Linked DNA regions of Mus musculus: all the other regions are linked to region 1. Evidence: chromatin loops called from intact Hi-C (ENCODE). Cell type or tissue: left cerebral cortex. All regions are shown on one strand. Each heading gives the region's core, and the rest is flanking DNA. Links, peaks and the distances in the headings are about the cores only.

The links. Peaks named below come from ENCODE experiments on the same cell type or tissue, not always from the same donor. Only the 100,000 strongest peaks of a DNase experiment are listed, where the experiment ranks them.
Region 2: it touches region 1 in a loop (4-fold over the local background); 39 of 42 quality-filtered maps call a loop at or near these places.
Region 3: it touches region 1 in a loop (2.5-fold over the local background); 4 of 42 quality-filtered maps call a loop at or near these places.

What each region holds. Positions count from the first base shown.
Region 1 is chr1:127,676,683-127,683,457 of GRCm38, reverse strand. It overlaps Tmem163 (transmembrane protein 163), which reads left to right and starts at 5,437. Exons shown (of 8, transcript NM_028135.2): 1 at 5,437-6,027. The coding sequence starts at 5,829. In left cerebral cortex, for the core only: CTCF peaks have their summits at 3,439 and 5,606; DNase peaks (open chromatin) are centred at 3,430, 5,475, 6,026, 6,094 and 2 more places; H3K4me3 peaks cover 1,052 bases.
Region 2 is chr1:127,493,827-127,500,601 of GRCm38, reverse strand. It overlaps Tmem163 (transmembrane protein 163), which reads left to right. Exons shown (of 8, transcript NM_028135.2): 6 at 307-418; 7 at 4,743-4,884. Among named protein-coding and RNA genes, the nearest start is that of Gm41947, 18 kb to the right of the region's middle. In left cerebral cortex, for the core only: a CTCF peak has its summit at 3,713 (motif pointing left); a DNase peak (open chromatin) is centred at 3,662.
Region 3 is chr1:127,762,896-127,769,670 of GRCm38, reverse strand. Acmsd (amino carboxymuconate semialdehyde decarboxylase) reads right to left here. Exons shown (of 10, transcript NM_001033041.2): 9 at 3,693-3,791; 10 at 2,107-3,388. The coding sequence ends at 3,326. All of the region lies in intron 1 of 2900009J06Rik (RIKEN cDNA 2900009J06 gene), which reads left to right. Among named protein-coding and RNA genes, the nearest start is that of 2900009J06Rik, 7.8 kb to the left of the region's middle. In left cerebral cortex, for the core only: a CTCF peak has its summit at 3,975 (motif pointing right); a DNase peak (open chromatin) is centred at 4,020.

The DNA of each region.
Region 1 (6,775 bases), core at 1,256-6,255:
TGATAAAAGTGACTTTAGGGGAGGAAGAATTTCTTTCGGCTTACAATTCCAGGTCCTTGTCCGTTGTTGTGGGGAAGTCAAGACAGCAGGAGTTTGAAACGGCTAGTCATTGCAGCCACAGTAAAAGCAGGAGGATGAATCCTGGGATCCCGACTGCTCAGCTCATTCTTCACTCTTTTTGTTTGGTTTTTGTTTTTGTTTTTGTTTTTTGACACAGGGTTTCTCAGTGTACTTGGCTATCCTGGAACTCACTCTGTAGACCAGGCTGGCCTCGATTCAGAAATCTGCCTGCCTCTGCTTCCCAAGTGCTGGGATTAAAGGCGCCCACCACCACCACCACCGACCGGCTCTCATTCTTCACTCTTATGCAGACAAGGATTCCAAACTAGGGAATGATGTCACTCACCATGCGCTGGCTCGGTAATCCTCTACAGACATGCTCACAGACCTACACCTGTGGTTCTCAACCTTCCCAGTGCAGCAACCCTTTAATACAGTTCCTCACGCTGTAGTGACCTCCCCCCACCTAATTATTTTGTTGCTACTTCATAACTGTACTTATGCTACTGTTATGAATAGTAATGTAAATATATAATACACAAGGTGTCTGATATGGGACTCCCAAAGGAGTTGTGATCCATACAGATCTAGTTGGGAACCACTGGTCTAGACAGGGTTTCACTGAGACGCTTTTCAGGTGATCTGAGGCTGTGTTAAGTTGAAAACTAACCACCGTACTTATAATGAAGCTAACGTTACATAATGGTGGGTACACTGAATTATTTAAGAATAACGAGGAAGCCGGGCAGTGGTGGTGCACGCCTTTAATCCCAGCACTCGGGAGGCAGAGGCAGGTGGATTTCTGAGTTTGAGGAGAGGGCTGGAGAGATGGCTCAGTGGTTAAGAGCACTTCCAGAGGTCCTGAGTTCAATTCCCAGCAACCACATGGTGGCTCATAACCATCTGTAATGGGATCTGATGCCCTCTTCTGGTGTGTCTGAAGACAACTGCAGTGTACTCATAAAAATAAAATGAATGTATAAATAAACAAATAAATAAAATTAAAAAAAAAGAATAATGAGGAGGAAAAAATTATCTGGGCTGGGCAGATAGATAGCTCAGTCTGCTCCCTTTGTAAGCACAGGAGCCTGAATCCCCTGAAACCAATATTTTAAAAGCTGTCTGGTTGGCACCCACTTGGTGAGGCCAGGAAAGACCCTGTCATACAAGAAAAAAATGAAGCACATACACACACACACAGAGAGAGAGAGAGAGAGAGAGAGAGAGAGAGAGAGAGAGAGAGAGGGAGAGAGGGGGGGGAGAGAGAGAAGGGCAGTTTTAGTGGATGTATAATTTAAAAAATATGTACTGTTGCTTTCGGTGAACTGAATACACCAGTACAGGGCACAGGGTGTGGAGGACCGGTAGCTGAATGTTTTGATACAAAAACCTCTAAAAATAAATGACAGGTCTCATAAACATGTCATATCCAAGTGTTCTGTAGTCATGACCTAGTTTGTATCTTTTCCTTTTTTTATGAGAAAGAGTTTATAAATGTAGCACTTGCCAGTGCTGGCACTGTTTGTCTGCATTCATGCCTGCCATGTTTCCGGAGACTGTAGGGCCTCCCTGGGGATGCTGCTGAGGTCCATGCAGCACCAGCATAAACACTTCAGGGCTGCACAACTAGCTCCTCACCCCACCCAGCCCTGGAGTGCTACGTGCTTTCCAGTGTTGCTTGTGTTGCTACAAGAACTAAAAAGATAGTCTGGGTGGTTAGCTGGCTCCGATGGTAGCACACGTGTCTAGTATGCAAAAGGCCCTGGGCATGAAGTCCCAGGTTCCATCTTCAGTATACCCTGAGCTGGGCATTGTGGGTATGTCTGTAATATCAGGACTTTAAAGGTAGAGGTAGAAATGCAAGGTCAAAGTTATCCTCAGCTACATAGAGAATTCCAGGCTAGCCTTGGCTACATGATATCCTGTCTAAACTAAAATAAAGAAGACTTTATTATTATTATTTTTTAGGATTTAGTTTGCATAAAGCAGAAACTCTATCACGAATGTCTCTGTATTCCAGCTTTATCTTTCTTTCTTTTTCTTAATGTCTTCTTCTGTGGTTCATTCAGGCCACACCTTCTTAGAAGCTTCTTGCTGGAATGATTTTTCTCCCTAACAAACTCCCTTTAAAACAATTTACTTTATTATTTTTAATGATGTGTATCTGTGTGTGCTCATATATGGGTATGTACATATGAGTCCAAGTGTGCTGAGAGGCCAGAAGAGGGCACTGGGTCCCCTGAAGCTGGGGTTCAGGTGGCTGTGAGCTGCCTATCCTGGGGGCTGAGAATTGAACTTGGCAAGAGCTGTACCTCTAGCACAGTGGCCCTCAACCTTCCTAAAGCTGCGACTGTTTAATAAGTTCCGTGTTGTGGTGATCTGCCCTCAACCATAAAATTATTTCCATTGTTACTTCATAACTGTAATTTTGATCCTGTTATGAATTGTAATGTAAATATCTGTGTTTTCTGATGGTCTTAGGTGACCCCTGTGAAAGAGTTCTTCAAGTCTCTGAAGGGGTCGCGACCCACAGGTTAAGAACCATTGTTCCACCTGGCAGTGGTGGCGCATGCCTTTAATCCCAGCACTTGGGAGGCAGAGGCAGGCGGATTTCTGAGTTTGAGGCCAGCCTGGTCTACAGAGTGAGTTCCAGAACAGCAAAACAAACAAACAAACTAACAGAACCATTGTTCCAGGCCCCCTTCTCTCTCCCTCTATACAATTCTTTAGGACTACTCACTGCTGTGGCTATGAGATGAATCTGTGGCTGATACATATGTCTCTAATTTTAAAATCAATATAATGATGTATATGGTGGCAGAGGAATAAAAGTAGCACCATACATAATTAATGTGCTTTTGCCGAGATAAATGACTACTCAGGACTGTACCAGAAGCCAGCTGTACTCAGACGTCTGCATCTACTTGTGAAGTAGGAGCGGGAGGATGACTAGACTCTAGGATATTATTGGCATTATTTTTTCTTAGTGTTTAGTGTGTTGAAATAAAAGCTTAACAGATATATTCGTAAGCACACATGGAATTCCTTAGCCCGCGGCAGTTATATATATATATATATATATGATGGGCACAGATCTGCTGACTCATGTGGTGAACGAAACCGCCTTCAGCGTCCTGGTTTCCCAAAAGAAGAGAAGGTTCAGCGTCCCTAGACTTGCATACTAGTTGTATTCCCAGAAAAAATTGTGTGCATTCAAAGATGCCATCATATGCCATGTTCACATGTAAACACAGTTAAAATTCTAACGTGATTGGAAGAAGCACATTTTCACAGAACCGAAGATCCAGCTGGACTTCTGTACCTATCCCCCCTACCAAACTGGGGTGGCCTCAAAGAAAGCGCCTGCACTTCTCCACAACGTCCCCTAGGGGGTGGACGTGCTGCGAATTGGGCGGTTGCTGAAGCGGGAGGAAAGCCTATGAAACATTTAGCAAGGTGCCCGGCAAATGGTCTCCTTTCCAGGATGCAGCTAATATAGTCTCCCAGTGAAGAGGCAGGGGCTTGTAGTGGGGGAGCTGCAGCATAAAAGGCAAGAGAGGCTTACAACAGCTTTTGCTTCTGCTGAACCCCCTTCCTTCCCCTTCAAAGAAGAGACTTTGCTCGGGTACAGAAGGAGCATGATGAGCCCTAGTTTGCTCACCTGCACCGTTACACGCGTAGATGCTCTGGATGCAAAAACCAAGTGTGGAATCAGAACGATGATCCCTTTCTTCTAGAGAGCCTGCTGTGCAGCGTGTGTGTGCACTGGGGGTGCGGCGCCTGCAGAGAGGGAAGATGTTCCCGGAGAGGGGCATGTTTCAAGACTTCTAGCCAGACCTCAAGAACAATTGAATCACACAGCAAAGGAAAATGCTTGTTAAAATACCAAACAAATAAATGCACAAACAAACAGATTAGAGGTGGGGACGCAGCTCTGTGCTAAAGCCGGTGCTAGCTCTTCTGCTCCTGTCCCCAAGACCACAGTGAAAAAGAAAATATAATTTTCAAAAAAGCAGAATATTAGGAGGGGGATGAAGTCTAAAAGCCACTGCGTTAACGTTTCAGCCAACTCTGTTGCAGCCTGTGACATCGACCTCCACAGTGCTCAAGGCCTGGATATTTTTGTTCTTGGGGTGATTCTTTGACTACCGTTGAGAGGGCAGCCAATGGAATCATCTGGAACAAAAAAGAAAAAAGAAAAAGGAAAACAAAAACAAAACAAAAAACAACCCCCACAATCCAGGATGCGAGAGGACGGAGGGCTCTGTACATGTGAAGCATTTGTACCAAGAACAGCGTCAGGATCAGTGGTAAAAACTCTCTCTCTCTCTCTCTCTCTCTCTCTCTCTCTCTCTCTCTCTCTGTGTGTGTGTGTGTGTGTGTGTGTGTGTGTGTCTTAAGCCCAGTGAACATGGCGTTTAATTTTCTTTAAAGAAAAGAAGGGGCTGTTGAAAATTTCATTTTCTTCATAGGAAAAAAAAAAAAGGAGTGTTGAAATGACCTAGTTCGATGCTTTCAGTTTACAGTTGAAATTATTGTTTAAAAAAAACACAACGGAAGACCGAACTGGAGCCGAGATCACTCAGATCTGATCCCAACAAAATGTGACTCCCTTCTCATCTCTGGAACCCCACAGAGACATTTAAATCATATCCTGACTTCTATGTTCCCTGGCAGAGCGGAAACCAAGAAAGGAAACCGGTTACTCTCAAAAGAAAACAGGGTGGATTCCTTTAAATGAAGGAATTGGCATGTTAGAGTACTCAGATGAAATTTAGAGACTGATACCAACCTATTGATAAAATCTAGACTCTCTAGAGCTCGGATGTAAATGCAATCAATCGGGTCCCCAATCCGTTAGGCGGCCGGTTCGCCTGTGGGTCTTCCCCAGCCGGCCCTGTGGACCAGGTTGCAGCTTCGCTGGGGAGACCAGGCTCACTGCCCAAGTGTGGGAAGTTGTTATGGTCAGAGATGAAGAACAGGGGTGAGCATCCGCAGCAAGGGGACGGATCCTGAACGCTTAGAGAGGTTGACAGATGGATGGGAAAGGCCCAAGGATAGTCGTAATGGGAGGTCTGGGGGAGGGGGGGACAAGCCACGGTTCCAGCAGCACCTCAATCTAAGTTGGTGCAAGAGAGAAACTGAGATGAGAGTTAAAGCCATTTAAGGGCAGCAGATCCAGAGGCTGGGGAACAGGTGAATCCTGGTGCCTGCTTGGGCAGGCGGGGACAAGGTGCAATCCTTGTAGCCTGTGTGGCTCCGGGAGAGAAAAAAGGCCGGATGAGCTGCGATGCCCTCTCTCCTGCCCACGCGCGGCCACAGGCTCCGAGGACTGCAGAGTAATTAGGGTGGAAGGGTCCCTCCTGGGCACCAATCCGCGACGTGAGTGGGGGGCGCGTCCTCCGTCACGCCCTCACCCAGCCCTGCGCTACCCGCAGGCTGGTCCCCACGCCCCCTAACAGTTCCCTCAGCTTCCACGCGTCTGGACCGTCCGGGGCCCTCCCTCTCCACTCGCCTGGGTGCATCGATACCAGTGCCCGGGCTTAGCGCCTCGGGGCGGGTCCCTGCCGCCCGCACCTGCCCCCGGGGGCGGAGCGCAGCGGCGACAGCGCGGCACCAGCCTCCGCCACTCGGTGTGCTAGCGGCGGACCTGCCGCTCACCGCGGTACGGGCGAAGCTCTCTCTCGGTGCCCTCGGTCTCTGGCACTTTGGACTTCGTGTCTCCATCGTGGTCGGCTTCGCCTCGGGGGATCTGCAGCCCCGGCGCCATGGAGCCGGCTCTGGGCAGCGAGCGCCGCAGCCCCCCTGGCCCCGGAGTCCCGCGGCCGCCACCGCGGGGCCACGCGCCCTCGACCGCCGCCCCCGCCCCCAGCCCGGCTCCGATGAGCTCCTCTGTGCAGTCTGATGAGGAAAGGCAGCCACGGATCAGCGAGAGCGGCCAGTTCAGCGACGGGTTGGAAGACCGAGGTGAGCTACCACCGCCCCGCGCTCCTTCCTCTCCGCCCCTCTCAAGCCACCTGTCCCCTATTTGCGGAGCTTGGTGCAAAGAGCGGAAGCGACTATTCCACCTTTCGGGATCCATGAGGGTCGGGCAGCGGTGCCTCCCGAGAGCCTCTTTCAGTTTTCCGATCTCGGAGGGTGCTTAGGCCAGCCTTCTCCGGTGCTCGCGGGAAAAGTTTGCAGACAGGGTTCTTAGTGTCTTACGGGGGACCAAGGGATTCCTCTCGGTGCTGGGAGATGTGGGTTCCAAAGCATCCCGCTGCGCAAGCCCAGCCACCCGGGGAAAGTTATTATTATTATTAATTAATTTTTTTGGTTAGTGGCAGAGCACCCGGTAGGGTGACAGCTAGGGTCCCCTTAGCCTCTGGACGTGCGTGGGGCCGAAGCTCCCTGGATCCTGGGTCACAGCGGTCACCGCCCCATAGTGTGAGGGTGCTGGCAGAGAGGTTAGGATGTTTGGGGTCTGGCTACCAACCTGATCTGCACAGATGCTATCCGCGCTGATACTTCCTGGAGAGAGTGTGTCCAGCTCTGAGTCCTTCCTTGGACGCTGGCCTTGTACCCGGTGCGTCCCCTGGAAGGCATCACCATCTCCCGCTTACAACCACTGTCTCCTTAGTGGGGCTGCGTCGAACGTTAGGGATCCCTCATTCCCCCACCTGGCTCTCCTTCCCCATCCTGCTCTAGCGGCCTTCAGCTTGGGTTCTTTGCGAAG
Region 2 (6,775 bases), core at 1,184-6,183, 180 kb after region 1:
TTGCTTAGCCATTGTTCTTGGCATTATCATCAACCCTGTTGACAATCAATGATTGCTGTGTGTTTTAGCAGAATAGTAAGAAGAGAGGGAATACATAATGGCTTTGTAAATATTAGTCTGGCTGCTTTTAATCATCGTCTCAACGCCAGTCACACAGGCGAACACTGGCGGTATACCGCCACCTGGTGGTAGCTTGCCTGACTGGCTACCTGCTCCTGGCACAAAGCAGGCAGCTGTGACAAGGGGTCTTGAGATGATTGTTCCAGCAAGAGATAACATGTCAAAATCTGGACTGCTCTCTCCTAGGATGATTTCCTGTTCAGCGTCTCCATTCTAAGCGGGATCCTTTGCAGCGTACTGGCTGTGCTGAAGTTTATGCTGGGGAAGGTCCTGACAAGCAGGGCTCTCATCACAGACGGTGAGTGGTGCGGGCATACACTGTCTGATGGCTGAGCTCGGAGACAAGAAAGGTCCTGCCTGGATGCTGTTAGATGCTGAGGTCTTGCAGATGAATTCAATGATGAGGGGACCCATTCACCCCATCCCTATTCCCCAAACTGCCTACTTCATGAAACTTGGAGCTAGTGTCTACCACCCTGAGTCAAATGACATAAAATAGAGCAGAAATGGCTAGGTTCCTTTTGGTTTCCTAAGACAGGGTCATGTAGCTCAGGCTGACCCTACACTTTCTTTCCTCCTGTTTTACACTCATGTGTGTTGGGATTACAGGAGTGTGCCACCATACCTGGTCTTTTATTTTATGAAGGAAAGAGATGGAGCTATAGTTTAAAGAGTTTATAGAGTGCTTGCCCGGCATGTACAAGGCTTGGGGGTTGAGCCTCAGTAGGGCATCATCTGGGTGTAGTGGTGCACACCTGTCTATCGTCGCAGCATTAGAGAGGTGGAGGCAGGGGGACCATAAATTCAAGGTTATCCTTGGCTTCTTAGTAAGTTCCAGGCCTGCATAGGCTACATGAGATCCTGCCTCAAAAACCAAACCAAACATCAGTCAAATGGATTGGAGGTTGAGACATCTTTCTCTTGGGGACATAGCTGTGGCCCAGGTTCTTAAATCAAATGAGCACAGAGCCTGGTGGGGCCTTGGTGTCTCTAAGCTACAGGTTCTGTGCCTCCCTCATCCTGTTTTCACCCCCGGGGTGCCTGGAGGAGTCACAGGGTAGTCAAAACCACCTTCTGCTGTCCCCACCTCTGCTGTGAGAAAGCCTGAAGCCTGCCTGTGGTGTCCCCCAGACCCGCCCATGATCATGAAGACTGTGGCTATGGTAAAATATCCAGACAAAAGCCAACTTAGGGGAGAAAGGTTATTTGGGCTTAGACTTCCAGCATCGTCTCAGGGAAGTCAAGGCAGGAATTTGTAGCAGCTTATCACAATACAAGCATAGTCAAGGGCAGAGAGAATGAACGCATGCTTGCTCATTAGATGCCGGCTAGCTTTCTCTACTCTCTGCAGCTGAGTGTCCGAATCCAAGGAGCGGGGCCACTCCCTTTTAGGCATTCTTCCTGCAAGAATCAAGTCAATAGGCACGATTCTCCACAAACCCACAGGGCAACCTGATCTAGACCATCCCTCATTGAGACTTCCTTGTCCAATGGTGCTAGACGGTGTCAATTTGACGAGGACTGTCACAGAGCATGACCTCATCTCCCTGGACGGAGGTGCTTGGTGCCAGTGGGAGTGCTTTCCCCTTAGCCTCAGAGATATTCGATACTCAGATCTGCGTCTGGGCTTCACTGCACTTCTCACCCCTCCCCCACCACTGTGATGAGTGTGTTGCATATGTCCTTTCCCTGATAATGGGGTGTCTGGTGAGATACCTAGAAAATTCCAGCCTCGTGGCTAAGAATGGAGAGAGAAGCCTTAAGCTCTTGCTAATGATACTGAGAGTCTTGCTTCTCTGTACTGGTGAGAGGCTTTAGTCCAGTTTAGTCATGACTCCACAGGGGGGGTCACATATCAGCTATCTTGCATATAAAATACTTACATTATGGTACATAACAGTAATAAAATGACAGTTATGAAGTAGCAGCAGAAATAATTTTATGGTTGGGTGTGTGTGTGTGGGGGGGGGTCACCACAACATGAGGAACTGTGTCAAAGGGTTGCAGGATTAGGAAGGGTGAAAAGCACAGCTTTATCCAGATGCCTGGGGGAGGGGCTCTCTTCTCACCCCATCCAAATCTTCTCTCCATTTGTCTTGCTTCTTTTTGATGCATGCCCTGAAGCTGTTCCTCTGCTGAGGCAGAGCCAAGAACCTTTGCTCCCCAAAGAGAGAGGAAGCAATGTCCCCATAGAGACCTCTTAGACTATAAGCTCAACATTCCCTTACCTGTTCCCATGGGGTTGATGCATCCTGGACTGGTTTGGCTACTCAGGTCCTGTGTGTGTGTGTGTGTGTGTGTGTAGAGTTGGTGTCTTTACATCCAAGAAGCAGGTCTTCAGGGAAGAGGGATAGCAACTGGTGGATGGTGGTGTCACGGAGGGTTGACAAGCATCTTCATGATGCTTAATTGGTCTTGGTCCAGTTGGCTTATTTCTCTAGATATTCAGCAAATATACAAGCGTGCCCTCAGGATGGGGCCAGGAATGTAGCTCTGTTGGTAGAGCACTTGCCTAAATGAGTGAAGATCTGGGTACCTAGAATATCAGGCATGGGGGGGGTGTTGTACACCTAGAATCCCAGCGCTTTGGAAGAGTGCAGAAGGATGAGTTCAAGGTCATCCTGGGTGAGTGTGAGGACAGCCTGGGCGACAAGGGTAAAGTCCTGAGCAACAAGTGACTAGAAAAAGTAAGTCAAAAGTATGTGAGAGGTGTCCCTGGTGAAATTTCAAATAAAGGCTGACAGATTGGAGGAACCAGGGAACCCTCTGATGGGGCTCTCATTTGCACCCAACACCTCTGTGAAAAGCCTTCTCAGAATGTTCTACATGCATTTAATGGCACGAATCACACAGATTTCAATATAGACCTTACAGTCAAGCCAGTGGTATCTCCAGTTCACACAGATTCAGCCATTCTGTGCTGTCAAAGCAACTGCGGGATTTACTTCTCAGAGCAGCCCTAGGTTAGAAGGGAGGGCACAGCCTGCATCTGTAAGTGACTGCTAGAGACTAGTGTGTGTGTAATGGGGCTCCAGCCCCTTCAGGACCCGAGTTTCATCTCCCGAAGTCAACTGGAAGAAACCCTTGGCATAGTAGTGTTGTATCCCCGTGATTCCAGTCCTGGCAGAGGTCGCTGGCTTCAGGCCACCCAGCTTCAGGTTCAGTGGCTGGACTTGAAAAAACAAGGTAGACTGTGATATACCAATGGCAGGTGAGGGTGGCCTTTATTCTGTCTCTGCCTGATTGACTCTGCCTTTTTCTTTCTCTGTCTTTCTGTTTCTCCACCTCTCTATGTCTTTCTGTGTCTGTCTGATGTGCATGTGGGGACACACACACACACACACACACACACACACACACACACACACACAGGCACTACACTGAAGGAAGTGGGAGGGGAGATTGGAATTAGTCCCTGGTCCCTGCTTTCGTGAAAGAGAAGCCCATCAGGAGCCAGGCAAAGGCAAGGGAAGCCAAGGTCACCTCCGGAAGGGTTAGGCTAAGGAGGTGAGTTGGCCAGCAGAACAGGGCTGTCCGTGGTGCTGACCGACTGAGGGCTGGTTCAGTGGAACTATATCGACATCTAGTGGCTACATGGGGGAACTTCTGCCCCTCACCTTTCAGAGCCAGGCAGCAAGGTGAGACCACCTCCACCTCCCTAGGAACAGCTAAGGTCATGCTTCACACCCCTCCCCTCCCCTTCCCTCCCCCCCACCTTCTGTGATAACTCATTAATTGCTCCAGCGACATCAGCACCCTGTTCTGGGACATGGGAAACGGCAAGGAAAGAAACAATGCTTCTGTCCCCAGCTTAGGTTTCTAGTGTAAGAGAGATGGTAAAATAAAAATAACAGAAATATATTCTAGAGTAAAAGACCTGTAGAGAGAAGCAGAGCCATGAGGATGAGGGACCAGGTGTGGCAGAGCGCAGACATGTGGTTCTGTGTCTTCTACTGGGACGTGTGTAGGGGGAAGCAGAGTTCACAGAAGGCCCAGACTAGGAGAGCTTCCTGTAGGCTCAAGGAATTATCTGTTCCCACTTTCCCTCTTGCTATAGGAATGCCAAGACCACAGGCTCATAGACCCATGCCATGATGTCTGGTTTGGCATCAGTGTTGGGGATGTGGACTATCTGAGCTATGTCCGTAGTCCATAGAAATAAATCTTTAAATTGATTTATTCAGAGAGCCTGCAGTCTGAGAAGAGAGTAGGTACATAGATCTCTGGAGATGGAGATCTGGCTTCCATCTCATCCCTAGCAGGAAGACTGTACAGGCAGAGGAAGAAAAGTCAGCCAGGTCATTCCATTTAGTCTTTCCCTTGGGCTCTACTCTTCCTTTCTCTTTGTTGCTCTCTGTGTGTAGTGGACAGGGGTTCCCCTATACTAAGGACACACTGAACCTCAAATTCCTCCTGAACTAGCTGTTTGAATAGCATCTAGATTGAGGATTAACTCAGAATGAACAAATCAGTAGCAGTGTGTGTGTGTGTGTGTGTGTGTGTGTACATTCCTTCCACAGAATGAAGGCCCAATGTACTTGTCTGTGGTCTGTAGACCTTACAGTATAGACTATGAAATGCTGACCTCATATCACTGTGTGATCCCTTTTCTTGTTTTGCAGGGTTCAACTCCCTTGTTGGGGGCGTGATGGGCTTCTCCATCCTTCTAAGTGCAGAAGTGTTCAAACACAACGCAGCAGTCTGGTACCTGGACGGCAGCATTGGTGTCCTGATTGGTCTCACCATCTTTGCCTACGGGGTCAAGTATGACTCTGTTTTTATCTTGGATCACCCAGGGTACAAGGATGCTCTGAAAACCCCTTTCCTCTCAACCTGTCTCCAGTTGGGAAATGAAACCAATGGCTCACGTCTTACTCCTTTATGTCCCAGGAACATAAGTGATATATTTGCATTTCTTGGGGAGATGTGAACAAACATGTCTTCACCCCTGTAGGTCACTAAAGATGGACCATAGTAAGGAACTCACCCATGTCCAGCGTGGTGCATGGTATTGGGCTTATTTACAGGATGGGTGGAGGGCTATATACAGGAGTGTAGTTGGATTTCTGTTGCTGTGATAGACAGTAGGACCAAAATCAACTTGGGGAGGAAAGGGTTTATTTAATCAGTGAGGGTGCTCAAGGACAGGAACTCAAAGCTGGAGCCTGGAGGCAGGACCTGAAGCAGAGACCATGGAGGGATGCTGCTTACTGACTTGCTCCCCAGGGTTTGCTCAGCCTGCTTTCTTATACATCCAAAAACCGCCTTTCAAGGATGGATGGCATGCCTACAGTGGGCTGAGCCATCCTACATTAATCATAAATCTAGAAATGACTCCAACATACTTACCTACAGGTTAATCTGATGGAGACCTTTTTTTCAACCCACTTTCCCTCTTCTCAGAGGATCCTAGTTTGTGCTGAGTTGACAAAACAAAACATTGACCAACTAACTGGGTCAGGGGGTGACCCACATATAGCCTCCTCATCAAAATGCCCGACCCTACTGTAAATGATGACTTCCTGCTATAGATGATGACTTCCTGCTATAGATGATGACTTCCTGCTGTAGATGATGACTTCCTGCTGTAGATGTTGACTTCTGGCTGTAGATGTTGACTTCTGGCTGTAGATGATGACTTCCTGCTGTAGATGATGACTTCCTGCTGTAGATGTTGACTTCTGGCTGTAGATGTTGACTTCTGGCTGTAGATGATGACTCCCTGCTGTAGATGATGACTCCCTGCTGTAGATGATGACTCCCTGTTATAGATGATGACTCCCTGCTGTAGATGATGACTCCCTGTTGTAGATGATGACTTCCTGCTGCAGATGATGACTTCCTGCTGTAGATGATGACTCCCTGCTGTAGATGATGACTCCCTGCTGTAGATGATGACTCCCTGTTGTAGATGATGACTCCCTGCTGCAGATGATGACTTCCTGCTGTAGATGATGACTCCCTGCTGTAGATGATGACTTCCTGTTATAGATGATGACTTCCTGCTGTAGATGATGACTTCCTGCTGTAGATGTTGACTTCCTGCTGTAGATGATGACTTCCTGCTGTAGATGTTGACTTCTGGCTGTAGATGTTGACTTCTGGCTGTAGATGATGACTTCCTGCTGTAGATGATGACTTCTGGCTGTAGATGTTGACTTCTGGCTGTAGATGATGACTCCCTGCTGTAGATGATGACTCCCTGTTGTAGATGATGACTCCCTGCTGTAGATGATGACTCCCTGTTGTAGATGATGACTCCCTGCTGTAGATGATGACTCCCTGCTGTAGATGATGACTCCCTGTTATAGATGATGACTCCCTGCTGTAGATGATGACTTCCTGCTGTAGATGATGACTCCCTGTTGTAGATGATGACTCCCTGCTGTAGATGATGATTCCCTGCTGTAGATGATGACTCCCTGTTGTAGATGATGACTTCCTGTTGTAGATGATGACTTCCTCATCAGTCTCCCACATTCTGTGTACTCTAGCAGTTCCTGAAACCATGGGACCTGCTGAGGCAGAATTAGCTGCAGCTGGTCAGGAGGTGTGGGTAGGGTGGTGTGTGGCTGGCAACTCAGGGAAGAGTCTGATGGCCCATCCCTACCCCATCCTCCTCAGAGGGAATGCCAACAGACCAGCTCTGGGGGGG
Region 3 (6,775 bases), core at 1,128-6,127, 86 kb before region 1:
AGAGGCCATTTGTGTTCTGTTGCTTACATTCTGTCCGTGCCCAAGACTATGGGAAGCTAGGTTTATTGGTTATTGACTAGGTAATCTGGAGCAGGAGAATTCAAGGCAGTCCATTATTCCAGCTGTGGAAAAGGCACCCCTGGCTGCTTTAAACTAGTTTTATAGGGAGAACTGGGAGCAAAAGAGCAGAGGAATGACCTGAAAAGCAATTTGGCTAGAAAAAAAGCATGTTTAAAGTTAAAGGTAAAGAATGCAAGATGTTTGAAGACATTAGGCTCTTAAAAAGAGCTCCGGGGCGTGGGGTGCTGGTGCTTTGTTGGGAGATAGTGCATTGAGGAAGCATTGAAGGCCTGGTTCTAGCTCCAGCACTGCATAAAAACAAATTGTGTATGGAGGTACAGCCTATAATCCTAGCACTGGTGGGCCGTGGGGTGGACAGAAGGTATAAGGGCTAAAGTTAACCTATAAGCCCCACCTGCCCAAGGACAGATAACTTCCTGAAATTCTGGGGGCTGTTGTTCTCATATATATATGCATGTCATAGATTTTCACTTCAATAAATGTGATTGGTTACCCCAAATGCACAGGACGTACTTGATCAAACGTAGGCAGGATGTGTGCTGGTTCTTGATTGGACAAAGGAAGAAAGTACTTTGCTTTGGGTTTGACCTTTATAGGCATCTGACTGACCTAATTCCGTGCCATTCTTTGGAAATCCCAGGTATGGACCTAGCCAGTGTCCATCTTCCTGGACAGTATTAAGTAAAGTTTACTTTAATTGGACAATCGTGGATTCGGTCTACTTGAAAATTTCAGGTTTAACAGAGAAACCAGAAGCTCAAGGACACACTTGGCTACATTAAGCGTTCAGTTCAAGGTCAGGCTAAGATACTAGAAGCTTTCAGTAATCCTTCCTGAATTCTTTGGGAATAGGAATGTTTATGTTATTGTATCATGGGACTATATAATGTGATATTAGCAGAGCTAATAAATAAATAAATAGCTAATTTATTAATAAATAAGTGTTTGCCCCAGCCTCTAGAGAAACTGTATTAGAGCTTTGGAGCACTGGGTGGGAGGGATTGAATCTTATGGTGTAAGATGTGTGGGAATATCATGTTGACAAGGAATGGACTTGTGATGGTTATTCTAGGTGTGTCTGTGAAGACTCTTCCAAAGATAACTAAAACCAGGCAGTGGTGGTGCATGCCTGTAATCCCAGCACTTGGGAGGCAGAGGCAGGCAGATTTCTGAGTTTGAGGCCAGCCTGGTCTACAGAGTGAGTTCCAAGACTGCACAGAGAAACCCTGTCTCGAAAACAAAACAAAACAAAACAAAACAAAAACCCCAAAGGTAACTAAGAGATGATGGCCTTCCTTGTATGTGAGTGACACCGTCACATGAGCTGAGTTCCAGATTGAAAAAAGGAGAAAGCCCACAACCACAGGCATTCTTTCCCTCCCCGCTTCCTTTCTGTAGTGTTGTGAGCAGTTCGTCTCTGCCAGGCCTCCCCAACATAATGGACTGAAACATCCGTTCAACCTTGTGTGTGGTCTTTTTTAGTACAGTAAGGCAAAAGTAAGTAATACGGGTATTATGTGTATAGAGCTCCAATAGGAAATATTGAAAAGGAGTAGAGATTTCTTTCAAAGGTTTGGGGAAGGAGAAAAATAGTAACACATGCTTCCAAGTGTTGTTTTGTTCAACTTTATTTTTCTTTCAAGACAGATTAGACTAGTAAGTAGAGTCATAGTTGGTGAAAATTCTAGAAAACAAGAGATCAGGAAGGAGATGGAGCATTGAGACATGGATGGGGAGAAGAGCAGAATGGGGTCATGGGTATTAGTTAGCTCTCTTCTTTCTCTGTCATCGAGGCAGCTCCAGTCACCTGTTAATAGGGAGCCTGGCTTTGTACTAGAATGGAAAGGAAGGGAGTTATGCGTGAGTCCAAAGTTAAGCGTGTGCTATGGAAGGATTATTTGATGCAGCCATAGGCATGTGGAGGAGAGATGCTGCCTGCCACCCCACCCCATGCCCAAGTTCCTTTACAGCTACTCAGGTGGAGCAGTAAGGGCCTAGAACAAGGGTGTCATGGTGTTCCTCCCTCCCCAGAGTTAACTCTGCCTCCTGCTCTGCTAAAGGGAAACGTATAGATGACATTCCTTTTAGAAAAGTTTCATCCGCTCTTAAGTCACACCTGTGGTTTCAAACTTCTTCTCTTCTGGTCCAGCTCCCATCTTCTGTTTACATATTTATTTTTTAAAAGAAACATTATTTATTTTATGTATGTGAGTACACTGTCACTTTCTTCAGTGACACCAGAAGAGGACATCAGATCCCATTACAAATGGTTGTGAGCCACCATGTGGTTGCTGGGAATTGAACTCAGGACCTCTGGAAGAGCAATCAGTGTTCTTAATTGCTGAGCCATCTCTCCAAGCCTACCTATTTCTTTTTGAGGCAAGGTTTCACTGTGTATCACTGGCTGGCTATCCTAGAGCTTGCTATGCAGACCAAGCTGGCCTCAAACACAGACCCATTGCCTGTCTCTGCCTCCTGAGTGCTGATGTAAGAGGCATGTACCGTGATGCCCGACCAACATCTTTTTACTTTTTAAAGAAATGTTCATCCATCCTTCCAGACTCAGGTCAAATTCTAAGATCTATCCAACTGTGGGAGGCTAAAATGAGTTTGTAGTACATTACTACATATGCAAATCAAAACCATTTTGTGTTGGGTCAGCATTTATTCCATAAGCATTTACCTTGCTTTCTTAACTGGCTTTTAGAACATTTGAGCTTGTGCATAGCCTATGTGTACTTTACAAAGATAAAAACATTCCCATTGAATGACTAGGCTAGCAGAAAGGGTTACAACTGGAAAAAACCTTATTATTTGGGTACATTTCCCATATCTTCAGTCAACATAGAGACCCCGAGCCTTCTAGAATAAAGCTGGTATTGGATTTTTCTATTTAAATCATTAATTATATATTAATTTTTTATCTCTTTCAAATCAAATGGTTTTGATTTGCTATGTAGTAATATACACTTCTCAGAATATTACATTTCAGAATAAAGACCTTATAAAACATTTTGTTATTAATAAGTTAGAATATTGAAAATATTACCCCCACCCTTGTTTTAGACAGTCTCAAGTAGCCCAGACTGGTCTGGAACTTGAATTGCTGATCCTCTTGCTTCATCCTGAGGGGGATATTCCATTTTTGGGGTAACATAATTCAAAATAGATGTGTGTATAGCTCATGTTCAAAAACAGAAGTGACGTAGCTTCTCGAAAGTTTTTTTGTGTGTGCTTAATTCTGTCATTCAAATAGTTTTCTCTCAAGACCCAAAAAAGCCAAGGCATTGCCAGCTGTAAGTTTATCCTGAAAAGAAAGAGAGAGAGGGGGGTGGGGAGACTTTATTTAAAAGCATGATTGGCTTGATAAAGCACTTATTAGATATCATCATTGATTTTTTTTTACATTTAGTGTGTGTTTATGAACATGCAGTGTGCACATACACTTGTGAGGACAGAGGATTTATACATCTAGTTATATTGCACTTATTTTAAGATATTATAGCGTTTGCTTTTAATAGTCTAGCTATTTCAGAAAGTGGAGTCATAGTTTTAGGAAAATCAAGTGTGTGTTCAGCTCAGGATGGGCTGGCTGGAGCCAAGGCACGTACCTTTGTTTCTTCATCAAACTCTGCCATGGACTCTATCAGCTTCCCAGGCTCCTGCTCGCCCAGAGGAAAGGGGTAATCAGTTCCCAGCATGACTTTATCCTAAAAGGAGAAAATACCATTTTATTTGTGAATGTGAAAACATTAAAGAGCCTTCCATACACTTAATTTACCTACCATATACACTAGTCTAGTAAAACAACATTTCCCCCTACCCCCCTCATTTTACTAGAAACAGAGCTGGTCTACAATTGTAAAGATTTCAAGGGTCAGTTTCCCTTTTGCTATCTTCTTGTTCCAGCAGGTGTCACTATTAGGTCTTCTAAAAATTGCAAATCTAGGGCTAGTCTGGCTTCTGAGTGTGCTTGAGTAAGGAGGCCTTTGCTGCACTCCCATCTGCTGTCCACCTTGCTTTTTGAGACAGGGTCTCTCACTAGTTTGGAATTCATTAGATATGCGCACTTGACATCCTCAGGACCACGCATCTCTGCCTTCCAAGTGTTTGGATTCCAAGGGTGTACCATCTTCCCTGGCTCTTTTAAATATGAATTCAGGGAATCAAGTGTGAAATACAAACACTGAAATAAAAAAAAATAGGTATTTATTCAATAAAACATGGATATATTCAGAGGAAATGAAACATTCTACCTTTCTTATAGTGACATATCACAAGTGACCTGGAGAAAATGGAGTTGGAAAGGAATGTTTTGGGTTAGATGGTAGTGTAAGTCCTCATAGTTTTTGGAAACAATCCCTTTGTTAGTTTCCCTTGAGTTTTCCCAATGAACTGTGGTGGTGTCCTTTCTGCTAGAACTCTCAAAATGAGACACAGTCTTCCAGCCACAGCAAGCTTTTCATTGTTCACTGATTTTAATGGGTTGATCCCACCTGTTGCAGTGTTCTATTCATCTTGAACTCTGTGTGTGTGTGTGTGTGTGTGTGTGTGTGTGAGAGAGAGAGAGAGAGAGAGAGAGAGAGAGAGAGAGAGAGAGAGAGAGATTGACTGATTGACTAATGGAAGTTCTGATGTATGCCAGCTGGAGGTGCATGCTTGCAATCTCTGCCTTAAGAGGTGAGATCAAGAGTAAAGCATTCTGGGTCATATAGAAAACTCCAGCTAACCTGGGCTACAAGGTGAGACCCTGTCTCCAAAAGCAACAATGAACACACCAACTAGACAACCCCAAGAGATCTGGTATGCTATTACACTGTGTGATGACTATACATAATAATAATAGTAATTATTATTATGTGTTATATATTTTAAAAAGCCAGAGAAATGACTTGTGATGTTTCACAATCGAGATATGCTTGAATAGAGTGTTTAACCTGATAGAAACATTATACCATTTATACACATATATAAAAAAACCACAAAATCATATATATGTATATATAAATCATATATTTACCAAACACACACACATGCACACACACACACACACACACACACACACGATCTGTAAATACTTCAGTTGATAGTCAAAGTATGACCTGGGCATGGGTGGCATGTGTTTAATTCTAGCATTAGGGAGGCAGAGGCAGATGGATCATTTGAGGTCAGTCTGGTCTACACAGTGAGACCTTGTTTCATGTATATGTATGAATATCTGATGGTTTGGGAGATAGTTCAGGAAATGCTTGTTGTCCAATCATGGGGGACTGAGTTCAAATTCCCAGTATAATTCCAGTGCTGTGAGGAACAAAGACAGGAATGTTGGGGCTTGCTAGCTGCCAGCCTAGCTCCAGATTAAGTGAGAGGTCGTCTTAAGAGAATAAGGCGGAGAGTGATAGAACAGAACACATGATGCCTAACACAAACACACACACACACACACACACACACACACACACACACCCCACAGTTTGAAGGCCATCTATTTTTAGACTTCTGTATTCATTTATATATGAAGCCAAGCAAATTCACCTGCTGTAGAAGCCCTAAAGACATAAAGTTGTCTCCTCACATCTGTGCCAACAGCTGATCTTGTTCTAACTCTCTGCTTGGTATTCACCAGGGGTTCATCTCTTCTTCTTGCTAAAGCTGTTTACATTTCCAAAATACAACATGATTTTAGAGTCCCACGTTTATAGTACACTCGTCAGCTACATTAGCATGAAGATGAAATCCAGGCATTAATCTTCTAATTAGGAATCCTTCCCTTCCCAGCATGATGGCATTCTCAGATATAAATATGCTTTAAGAAGCAGTCTGTCCTGTTTTAATATGGAAAAAGCAAGCAAATCGGAAATGAAAACCAGTCTTCTAGTCTTCTGTAATTCATCCCTCCTGATTTAAGACATTTCCTTGGTTTCCTTATCAACTGAAGTATTTACAGATCGTGTGTGTGTGTGTGTGTGTGTGTGTGTGTGTGTGTGTGCGCGCGTGCGCATGTGTGTTTTCAGAGGACAATATTAGGTGTCTGTCCTTGCTTTCTATCTTGTTTCAGTCAGGTTTTTGTTTCCTGCTGTGTATACAAGGCTACCTGGCCCTTGAACTTCTAAAAGCATTGAGATTAAAGATGCTCATGCTACGTGTCTACCTGGGGACTTAAACTTAGATACTCAGGCAATGCATCACTAAGGCTTTACCTACGGAACCAACACATCTTTCCAGTCCCTTGAAATTATTTTAATGCTATCTCAGAACATCAAACTCATGGTTTAGAAATTTTAGACTATTATATAGATTTGTTTTCAACTTCTTTCTATAGAAGTTATGTGTCTACTTGCAATTATCTGGTTTTTAAGCTTTTCTTACCTATTATCTCTTTGCATACCTTTATTGGTAACTATCTTAGTCATTGTTCTATTGCTATGAAGAGACACCATGACCAACACTTATAAAAGAAATCATTTAATCAGGAGCTTGCTTACATTTTTCAGAGGTTTAGTCCATTATATCATGGTGGAAATCAGACAGGCATGGCACTGGTGCTATAGCTGAGAGACACACCCTGATCCACAAGCGGTGTGTGTGTGTGTGTGGGGCTTTGTGTGGCTTTTGAAACCTCAAAGCCTACCACCAGTGACACACTTCCTCCGACAAAGCCACACCTCCAATCCTAATCCTTTCAAATAGTTGC